2 separate regions of the Homo sapiens genome follow, and region 2 is linked to region 1. A link is an interaction called in ENCODE POLR2A ChIA-PET data of the cell type or tissue named here. Cell type or tissue: K562. All regions are shown on one strand. Links, peaks and the distances in the headings refer to the core of each region. The heading gives the core; the rest is flanking DNA.

Region 1 (6,350 bases), core at 1,351-6,350:
TGGGGATCAATTATACCACCTGTAGCTGCCTGGGCCTCCAGAAGCATGACTGTGGATTCTGGGCTGATTAATTTCTTTCTCTTGGCCTCTACCAAAGAGTATTTTTCCTTAGGAGAAGCAGATGCTCCAGCGATAGATCCTGCACCCCGAAGGAATGGCTGGATTTCAGAAGCAACTTCTTCCACTGACTTCTTCCCCTTCAATAGTTTGTCCAAGGTTGTTTTGTCGATCAGCTGACACTCATAGAGCTGCATTGCTGTCACCTTCTTCCTCAGCCCATCAAACACCAGCTTGGAGGTGTCAACGGTCCACTCACACTCAGTCTGGGTCTCTCGATGGGACCCATATGGGCGCTGTCTGAGTTTATCAATCTCCCTCTGATATCGGGAGCGTTCTGTTTCTAACTGTGACTGTGTCTCCCTGGTAGAATCCTCCAGCTTACGCCTGCACCTCTCTTCAATTCTCTTGATCTCTGCTTGGAGTCTTTCGATCTCACTCCTAAGACTGTTCTTCTCTCTCTCACTCTTTTCTCTTTCCGATTCTATCTTCCTAATAGCCTCCTCCTTGCGGGAATATTGAGTCTTCCACTGATTCAGGTCATTCTGAATTTGCTGTTTCTCACACTCCAGGCGCTGTTTCACCCTGGTTTCTGCCTCTAGAGTTGATTTTGCACGATTCAGCTCATCCTCCAGCCTCTGCAGCCTTGCCTTGTCTTGCTCCAGGACTTTGATTTTCACCAGAAGGCTCTCTCTTTCCTGTACCACCTGAGTACACTGATTCTTTGATTCCTGAATCCTATTAGATGCCTGGAATTGAAGAAGAAAGAAATGGGAAAAAATAATGTTTTGAATCATATCATATTACTATCACGACTTAACTTTCTTTTGTGTATCTATCTTTAAAAAAAAAAGCCTTGCTTATTTTTTCTTTCTATATTGTCCCTGGATACACTGTGAGCTTGTTATTTTACAAATTTGTGGGAAAAATTCTGTATATGTTGCCACTTCAATAAATGGCTTCATACTTACTATTTTTTTCTATAGAAGGAACTGTAAGTTGCAGACCTGTCTTACTCTTAACAATAATTATGCTTTGAAAAAATGTGGGGAGTTTTGTTTCAGGTTATCATACCTGCTACACCTACATCTCACCTGTTACAGCTAGATGAACATACTTAATGAAGCAATACAAATATATGAAGATATATATTATATAAAATATATATTATAGATAAATATATATTATGTAATTATATAATTATATATATAATATATAGATATACACACACACACACACACACACACACACCAACCCAGCCACACACAAATATTGTCTGTAGAAGTTAAATAAGTTATTTTTAAATTAAGGGTTAGGAGAAGGAAAGTCAAACAAAAGGAAACACACTAGGGCCATGATCAAAAGCGAACACTAAATAATCCATGCAAAAAAATCATCTAAGCAGGCAAAAGAAAAAGTGTTTTAAAAATTGCATAGGGAAACACTTTAGTATGGCTTCTATTTAAGAAAATTTTCATTACAAATGTATGTCATAGCTCACTAAATAAGAGCTAACTTCTAAGAAGTAGAATGGAACATTCGGAGGAAGTTATACATGTATTAGTGTTCTTAAAAGCAGGGCCAAACACAGGCTACCCAGAGATCAGCATTTGATGCAATTAAAGAACAGCAGGGCACACAGCATTGAAATTATTTTAAAGCAGTTACCTGGATTATGACAGGAAGTAGTAGAGCAATAAAAAGAAAAATTAGATTTTCTATAAGCATCTATTTAAGCAGAAAGAGCACAGTTCAGATGAGATAATAATGTGATGAATAATTTGAGAAACAGTGAAGCTGTGATCAAGTATTTGTGAATACCTCTAAAGCCTGCTTTTGGAATTTCTCAATTTCCTGTCTCAAATTTTCCCTCTCTCTCTGTAAATCATTAATCAGCCCCTGCAGTTCCAGGGTCCGGTTGTTGCTGATCTGCAGCTGGCTCCTTAGTTCCAAGATGGTTGCATTTTTATCACTGTCCGCTTCGCTTCGTCCTCTCCTCAGGTCATCGTACTCCAGCCTCAGGTTCCGCAGTTCTTCTTCTAACATCAAGTGCTCCTTGGTCAGGTTCTCTGTGAGAGACTGCAGCCTCTCAATTTCTATTTTGCTTTCATTTAAGCTTCTGCTTTTATCTTCTATCGCCTTCTGGAAATGCTCATTCCTCAAGTGAGCTTGTTTGACACTTTCCTGTTCCTGGAGTAACTGCCGCCTCAGGGCCTCGACCTCAGAAGAGAGCCTCCTCAGCTCTTCCTGGGTCCTCTGCTTTTCCCTCAGGTGGCCATCCAGCACGTCCCTCTGCTGCCGGAGGTCATCCTCACTCCTCTTCTTAACAATGGATGCCTGCTCCAGCTGCTGGGTCAGGTTGGTGATTTTGATGGCTTGCTCCTTCAGCGACCTCCTCATGCCTTCCAGCTCTTCCTCCAGCTTCTTCCTCTTGCAGGAGTCTTCTGACGCGGTCCTCTTCAGCCGATTCAGCTCCTCTTCCACCTTCTGCTTCTGCAGCTGCAGCTCTTTCAGAGAGTTCTGGAACCGCGTGATATCCTGGTCCTTCACAGTCCTCTCCTGGGAAACCCTTTCATAGTCGATCCTCAGGCGTGTCAGTTCTTGCTCCTGAACCTTCAGTTTGTTTATTGTCTCCGTCGCACTACTGTTTGCTTTCTGCAGGTCATACTGGACCCTTTGTAATCTCGCGTTTTCATCTTCCAGGCATTTCCGGTCATTTGTTTCTTTGTCGATCAGTTGTTTTAACCTTTCTATCTCCTTGTTTTTATCCTGGATGGTTTTGGCAGCATCATCAAGAGATTGCTTATATCTTACGCTCTCCTCTGTTCGCATCTGAGTGACTTGTCTCAGCTCAACCTCCAGCTGCTGTTTCCTCTGAGACACCTCAGAGCCAGTGGCCTTTTGCTGTTGGATGTCTTCTTCCACCCTCCTGAGATTCTCTGTGGTCTGGGTTAGAGTGTTCTTCAGCCTCTTTATTTCTTCAGATAAGCTCCTGTTTTCTCGGGTGAGATTGTCTATCTGAGCCCGGTAGCCACTGGTATCCTCTTCCTTCTGCATGGTGAGCTGGTGGATGGTGGTCTTGGTGATGTTGATCTCGGTCTCAAACTGATTTTTTAAGCTAATGATCTCCTCATCATAATTGTTTCTTACCTTACTCAGTTCATTTTCATATTCCCAGCGGCGCTTGGCCTCCTCCTGAAACTCAGCTTTGAGTCTCTCGATCTCCTTATTTTTGTCCTGAATGGTCTTGGCAGCCTCCTCCAGGGACTGCTTGTGCCGGGCATTGTCCTCAGAGCGCTGCTGCATGACCTGCTTCAGTTCTATCTCCAGATGCTGCTTCTTCTGCATTATCTCAGAGCCACAGGCCTTTTGCTGAAGGGCGTTTTCTTCAGCTCGCCTTCGCTGCTCAGTGGCCTGCAAGATGCTGTCATTGAGCCTGACAATTTCATCCTTCAGATCTCGATTTTCCCTTGAAAGTCTATCAAGCTGGTTTCTAAGATTTTTGGAATCATCCTCTTTTTGCATGGATATCTCCTTGATGGTGGTCTTCGTAATGTTAATCTCTGTTTCATACTTGTTCCTTAAATTACTCATCTCCTCATTATAGTGGTTTCTTACCTTTGCCAGCTCATTTTCATATTCTCTCTTCCGGGTGCCTTCTTCCTGCAGTAGAACCCTCAACCTTTCAATCTCGTACTCCTTCTCCTTGATGGCTTTCTCAGACTCTAATTTCTGCCAACCAAGGTTCTCCTTTTCACATTGCCTTGCTTTCTGCAGTTGGTCATAGTCATTCTTCTGTTGGTCAAATCTGTCTTCCACAGATTTTCTTCTTCTCTTTTCATCTTCAATCTCATAAGTCAGTCGGGTGATCTTCTCATTGAGTTCTTTTATTTGGCCGTAGCACTTGTCTAGATTTTGCTTAGCCGACTTCCCATCCAGCTCAGCCTGTCTCTTCAGCTCCTCCAGGCTCGCAAGCTTCGCTTTGAACTGGGAACACTCTGCCTGGTATTTCTGCAGGTTCTGATCCAGGAATTTGTTCTTATTACAGTTTTCCGAGTTGGCATCTCGGGCCAGTCTGAGCTCCTCTTCCAAAACTTCGATCTTGGTATTTTTCAGCTGTGGAATGAAATCAGAGATTATGTCAAAAGAAAAACACCTCACATTCCAAGAAAGAAGCAGTACTTTTCCCCTCCCAGACCAATGTGCATTCTTATTTCTCTTTACACACATGGACATACATGCAAAGAGTGACTAGGCAAATATTCAAGAAATCTGGATTCTCATCATAATTCTTGCACCAGCTGCTCATATGCTCTTAGCAAATGATATATTATCTTTGAGTCTGAGCTACCTCATCTGTAAAATGAGGTAATTTCTTTCAAAATCAAAAGCTTATGATTTCATAAATTATATTCCCTTTATTTCAAGTTTACATTAAAATAAGTTTACATATAATCTCAATTTAAGTATCATAAATGAGGAATAAAGGGAACAATCACTGAATATAAAAAATTCAAATATACCTAGTCCAAGATGTTATCTTTAACACAGAGAAATAAAGCAAATTCCTTAACCAAACATTAAATCAAGTGACTTTTGTTTGGCAAAGTTGTTGCAATATTATGACTATTACTTAAGTTCATTTAAAGCAGCGTATTGGAGCATGGAAGTAACCCCAGACTTACAAACAAGCAGTATTACACTAAACCTTTAGAGGAAATACAGTTTCACCAGGATGTGTCCAAATCCATGTTATAATGTGGAAGTAATAATAAGGTTCTATTCTATTTTCTTTTTTGACGCTACAAGAAAAGACAGTATAAATTACCTTCAGATCTTCCAAACTCTTCAGCATCTCACTTAAGAACCTGTAATAGTCTCCAGATCTTGTAAGTAGTTCAATGTACCGAGCATGAACATCTGCAGCCTTGGAGAAAAGGAAGGAAAGAAAGAAAAAGATATTGCATTAAAAAAAAAGTCCTATGTAATTTGACCGATTTTGTTTTCTAAAATAGTGAAATTATAAAGAGTGAATTCTCTTCTTTAGTGTGTTCATTCCAAAATCAGCAAAAGAAAGTACAGCAAAACAAAGGGCCAAAAATGTATCCCATTCTCATCTCTCCAGGCTGTTTCCCCTAAACCATCTGACAGGTACGATAGTCTCTGACATCTTTGAGAAGAGGCTGTCTTTTAGAAATTTCTGTATTTTCCACTTTTTAGAAGTCTCTCTCATCAAACCCAGAAATTTAAGCCCAATTTCTACAAAGACTCTAAATAACACATTCCTGATCATTTCTGAAAATGTATCATACATCAATGACTCACACTGGAGGGCACATAACCTGCTATTAAACCTCTTAAAGTGGTACCCTGTAATGGGATGAAATCAGCAATGGTAAGGAAGACAGGCAGGAGACAGGGAAAAGGGAAGAGGCAGGAGACAGGGAAAAGGGAAGAAGCAGAAGGAGGGGCAGGTTTTAAGAGATATGTGATGACATATATACCTCTTGCAGAATCACCCCAGAAGGGGACTGAATCATGGTCCTCTTGATAGGTATGTTCAGCAGAGTTTCCAGTCCTGAGGTGTATGAGGCCAGCTGGAGCTCATAATCCTGCAGCATAATGAAGTTTAAGAAAAGTGTCCTTCATAGACTTAAAAAGCATCACTAACAGCTACAGTTCCACAGTTTTAAATCATTGGGCTGCACGTCTAATTGCCCACTCCAAAGACTTTGCGCCACTAGTGGCCAAGCAACTAATACTACATTAGCGTGGTGGCTCACACCCATAATCCTGGCACTTTGGGAGGCCGAGCCGGGCAGATCCCCTGAGATCGGGAGTTCAAAACCAGCCTGACCAACACGGAGAAACCCTGTCTCTACTAAAAATATAAAATTAGCCGGGCATGGTGGTGCATGCCTGTAATCCCAGCTACTCAGGAAGCTGAGGCGGGAGAATCACTTGAACCCAGGAGGCAGAGGTTGCGGTGAGCCGAGATCACACCACTGCACTCCAGCCTGGGCAGCAAGAGCGAAACTCTCTCCAAACAAACAAACAAACAAACAAACACCATTATTAAACCAAGCAGTACATCTTTGTATGCTAAATGGAGAATGCAGCACCTACCACCAGTCAAAGAATAGAAACCAGCCATTCAAATGGATACTGCCAATGTGGAATGAATTCAAGCTAATAGATTTTTAATTTTTATGGTTTGTTCAGAAAAGAATATATACAGACCGTAATTGCTATCCTCAGGAAGTGTATACGCTTTACAACAAATCAGCAAGTCA
Region 2 (5,000 bases), core at 1-5,000, 470 kb before region 1:
GCCGAGATCGCACCCTGCACTCCAGCCTGGGTGGCAAGACTCCGTCTCAAAAAAAAAAAAAAAAAAAAAGGCATGGATGTTCTATCAGCAGACATAATAACAACACGCATCTTCTTGTCTATCTCCATCAGGTAACCAGGTGTATTGTCATTGAGCAGTGATATTTTGAGAGGAGTCTTTTTTTCTGAGCAGTAGGTCTCAACAGTGGGCTTCAGTAAACCATACTGTAAACAGATGTGCTGTCATCCAGGCTTTGTTGTTCCTTTTATAAAGCACAGGCAGAGTAGATCTAGCATAATTCTTTATGACCCTAGGATTTTTGGAATGGTATGTGAGCACCGGCTTCAACTTCAAGTCACCAGCTGCATTAACCCCTAACAAGAGAGTTAGCTTGTCCTTTGAAGCTCTGAAGCCAGGCATTGACTTCTCTCTAGCTATGAAAGTCCTAGATGGCGTTTTCTGCTAATAGCAGGCAGTTTCATATACATTGGAAGTCTGTTGTTTAGTGTAGCTACTTCAGCAATGATCGTAGCTAGATCTTGCAGTCTACGTTAGCATTTGTTGCTTCACCTTGCACTTGTATGTTATGGAGATGGTGTCTTTCCTTAAATCTCATGAACCAACCTCTGCTGGCTTGGCTTCAAACCTTCCTTCTGCAGCTTCCTCACCTCTCTCAACCTTCATAGGATTGAATAGAGTTAGGGCCTTCCTCTCAATTAGGCTTTGGCTTAAGAAAATGTTGTGGCTGGTTTCATCTTCTGTCCAGACCACTCAAACTTTCTCCCTATCAGCAATAAGGCTGTTTCACTTTCTTATCATTCGTGTGTTCACTAGAATAACTTTTTTTTTTTTTTGAGATGGAATCTCACTGTCACCAGGCTGGAGTTCAGTGGCGCAGTCTCGGCTCACTGCAGCCTCCACCTCCCAGGTTCAAGCAATTCTCCTGCCTCAGCCTCCTGAGTAGCTGGGACTACAGGTGTGCACCACCCTGCTCAGCTGATTTTTGTATTTTTAGTAGAGACAGGGTTTCACCATGTTGGCCAAGATGGTCTCGATCTCTTGACCTTGTGATCTGCCCACCTCGGCCTCCCAATGGAATAACATTTTTAATTTCCTTCAAGAATCTTCCTTTTCCACTGGGCACAGTTGCTCATGCCTGTAATCCCAGCACTTTGGGAGGCCGAGGCGGGCAGATCACCTGAAGTCAGGAGTTCAAGACCAGCCTGGCCAACATGGCGAAACCCCGTCTCTACTAAAAATACAAAAATATTAGCCAGGCATTGTGGCACTTGGCTGTAGTCCCAGCTACTTGGGAGGCCGAGGCATGAGAATTGCCTGAACCTGGGCGGCAGAGGTTGCGGTGAGCCGAGATCACACCGCCGCACTCCATCCTGGGTGACAGAGTGAGACTCTGTCTCAATAAAAAAAAAAAAAAAAGTTTCTTTTCCATTCTCATCTTGGCTAAATATCTGGTGCAAAAGGCCTCGCGTTCATCCTGCCTTGGCTTTCAACATGCATTCTTCACTAAGTGTAATCATTTCTAGTTTTGGATTAAAGTCAGAGATTTATGACTCTTTATTTACTTGAACACTTAGAGGCCATGTGGGGTTATTAATTGGCCTAATTTCAGTGTGTCACAGGGAATACGGAGGCCCAAGGAGAGGGAAAGAGATGGGGGAATGGCCAGTCAGTGAGCAATGAGAACAGACCCAACATTCATAGATTAAGTTCATGGTCTTATGTGATTGTGGTTTGTGGCGCCCCAAAACTATGACAACAGTAACATCAAAGATCACTGATCACAGATCACCCTTACAGGTGTAATAATAATGAAAACTTGTGAAATTTTATGAGAATTACCCAAATGTGACAAAGGGACACAAGGTGAGCTCATGCTGATGGAAATATGGCACCAATAGACTTGCTTGAAACAGCGTTGCCACAAACCTTCAATTTGTAAAAAACATAGTATCTGCAAAGCATAGTAAAGTGAGGTATGCTTGCGTACACTTAGAAGTATATACATCCACCGGACACAGTGGCTCACACCTGTAATCCCAGCACTTTGGGAGGCTGAGGTGGGTGGATCGCTTGAGCTCAGGAGCTTGAGACCAGCCCTGGGCAACATGATGAAACCCCGTCTCTACAAAGAATACAAAAATTGGTCGGGCATAGTGGCTTGTGCCTGTTCTCTCAGCTACTTGGGGGCTGAGGCGGGAGGATCGCTTGAGCCCAGGAAGCGGAGGTTGCAATGAGCCAGAATCACACCACTCTACTCCAGCCTGGGCAACAGAGTGAGACCCTATCTCAAAAAAAAAAAAGTATATACATAATTATATACACATTGACATGTATGCATTTATATATGCATGTATGTACTTAAAACAGTGGTTGGATAAGTTGTTAATAATTACCTAAAGGGAAAGCTATGGAGGAGATAGGGTGCAAAGGATAGGAGTAGAAGCTACACTTCTTTGAATGTATTTTGTTTTACAGATATAGTTTTGGAGCCATATAAATGTTTTACATAATTTAAATTTTAAATTTAAAGAGCAATTCCTAAAAATCAAGTAAAATTTACAGAAAAAAGCCTGTGTTTTTGGATGGTGACATTGCTACTCAGAGAGAAATTGTTCCACGTTCTTTCTTTCCTTTCTTTTTTTTTTTGAGACGAAGTCTTGCTCTTGTCCCCCAGGCTGGAGTGCAATGGCGCGATCGCGGCTCACTGCAGCCTCCATCTCCCAAGTTCAAGCGATTCTCCTGCCTCAGCCTCCCGAGTAGTTGGGATTACAGGTGCCTGCCACCACGCCCGGCTAATGTTTGTATTTTTAGTAGAGATGGGGTTTCACCATGTTGGCCAGGCTGGTCTCGAACTCCTGACCTCATGTGATCTGCCCATCTCGGCCTCCCAAAGTGCTGGGATTACAGGCATGAACCACTGTACCTGGCCTCTTTCTTTCCCCCCTCCCCTCCCCTCCCTTCCTCTCCCCTCCCCTCCTCTTCTTTCTTTCCTTTCTTTTCTTTCTTTTGAGGCGGAGTCTCTTTCACCTAGGCTGGAGTGAAGTGGTGTGATCTCGACTCACTGCAGCTTCTGCCACCCTGGGTTCAAGTGATTCTCCTGCCTCAGCCTCCTGAGTAGCTGGTATTACAGGCGTACACCACCATGCCCAGCTAATTTTTGTATTTTTAGTAGAGATGGGGTTTCACCATGTTGGCCAGGTTGGTCTTGAACTCCTGACCTCAGGTGATCCGCCCACCTCAGCCTCCCAAAGTGCTGGGATTACAGGCGTGAGCCACCGTGCCCAGCCAACTCTTCCACATAATTTCAAGGCACAATGATTTGACTTTACATCCTAGTGAAATATACCTTCAAAAGAAAAAGTTAAAAAATATATATTAAATTTCTTATTTTAGTAATCATTTTGTTGATGCTAGTATTGGTATTATGACTTGACTGAATCAGCGATAAAACAAACAATTATGTTGGTGTTTTGATAACTGGAAAGAAACAGATAAGACAGAAGAGGGTAATTAGAAATTCTGTGGTCTTTAATTTAAGTTTGACTATCAGTATGAACTCAAGATATATCTATTTTTTAAAAAAATACATATTTCCTAGCCTTCTCCGCTGAAAAGTTAGAAACAATGACCAACCCAATAAAAGTGAGCAGCCTTAGTGCTCAGTCTCCGAATTCCATTTCTACATCCCAGTGGGAGGTTAGACACCTGCTCATTCCAAGTCCAGAGCAGGAGATGGAGAGGATGAACCTGGAGCATCAGATCATGCCAGAAAGCAAATGAGCTACTACAAAATACTAGAGTTTTGTCTGAAGCATTCCAGAGCCAGCTTGAATAGGCTCCCACTGGACAAAGCTGGGATAATCTGAGTACCAATTATCTGGTGCAAAAGGCCTTGCGTTTGTCCTATGAGAAATACTGCAATGGATTGAAAAACTTCAAATATCTCTAAATCTATGAGTCATAGGGATATGTACAAACAAACAAAAAACCTTTCTAATCACCTTTAGTGGATACTAGGGAGCCAACTCATTATTTTTGAAACTGGTAAATACGGGAGAAAGAATCAAGTGTTCTGTCTTGCCTTTTGTATGTGAACATTACTCAGAGTAACCAAGTTGTTGTTGGGGGCAGTTTCTCCTCATAGAGTATTTCTGCTAGTAAACAAAGACAGAATGCTACCAAGATGCTGTTGAGAGTATACAACCCATGTCTGAAAAATTCTTGCAAACAAAAAACAGAACCCTGAATTTGATCAGGGCTTTAGTTCTAACGACTAATTTACAGGAAAGAGAACAGACAAAGGAGTATGTTAAATTACACCATGGGGATTCATTCAGCAAACAACAGACTGTGGGAAACTGTGCAGAACAAATGACTCACTTTTTTCCAACAAATTGCAAGGGAAAAAAGTGAAAGGGGAAATCTATTGGTTAAAAAGGACTTAAGAAACATATTAATCAATTGCAGTATATAAAACTCGTTTAGGTTGTGGTTCAAACAAACTGGGGGATAAAAAACATTTATAGGACATTTGAGGGAATGTGAACACTACTTTGATATTAAAAAATTGTTGGCCAGGCGTGGTCAACAAATGTCTTTTATAGAGAGATGGGACAACCCTGTCTCTATAAAAAATACAAAAATTAGCCAAGTGTCATAATGTGCGCCTGTAGCCCCAGCTACTTGGAAGGCTGAGGTAGGAGGATTGCTTGAGCCAGGGAGGCAGAGGTTGCAGTGAGCCAAGATTGTGCCACTGCACTCCAGCCTAGAAAACAGAGCCAGACCTTGTCTCAAAAAAAAAAAAAATTACTGTTGACTGTGTGTGTGTGTGTGTGTGTGTGTGTGTGTGTGTGTGTGAGAGAGAGAGAGAGAGAGGTGGTCTTATTGTTTGTTTAAGGCAAGTCTCTTGTTTTAAAGATATTAATATATGTTGAGATCAAGCATGGTGGCTCATGCGTGTAATTCCAGGACTTCAGGAG

What was found. ChIA-PET counts read pairs that join two places held together with the same protein. Peaks named below come from ENCODE experiments on the same cell type or tissue, not always from the same donor. Only the 100,000 strongest peaks of a DNase experiment are listed, where the experiment ranks them.
Region 2: POLR2A ChIA-PET joins it to region 1 with 5 read pairs; 2 of 35 experiments call an interaction of 5 or more read pairs at or near these places.

What each region holds. Positions count from the first base shown.
Region 1 is chr6:7,577,098-7,583,447 of GRCh38, reverse strand. DSP (desmoplakin) reads right to left here. Exons shown (of 24, transcript NM_004415.4): 21 at 5,562-5,669; 22 at 4,886-4,984; 23 at 1,879-4,173; 24 at 1-806. Among named protein-coding and RNA genes, the nearest start is that of SNRNP48, 9.9 kb to the left of the region's middle. In K562, for the core only: no CTCF peak of the experiment used is centred there; a DNase peak (open chromatin) is centred at 3,387; H3K27me3 peaks cover 2,852 bases.
Region 2 is chr6:8,047,039-8,052,038 of GRCh38, reverse strand. The region is part of intron 2 of BLOC1S5 (biogenesis of lysosomal organelles complex 1 subunit 5); the gene reads left to right. The region is part of intron 2 of BLOC1S5-TXNDC5 (BLOC1S5-TXNDC5 readthrough (NMD candidate)); the gene reads left to right. The region is part of intron 4 of EEF1E1-BLOC1S5 (EEF1E1-BLOC1S5 readthrough (NMD candidate)); the gene reads left to right. Among named protein-coding and RNA genes, the nearest start is that of BLOC1S5, 15 kb to the left of the region's middle. In K562, for the core only: no CTCF peak of the experiment used is centred there; no DNase peak of the experiment used is centred there.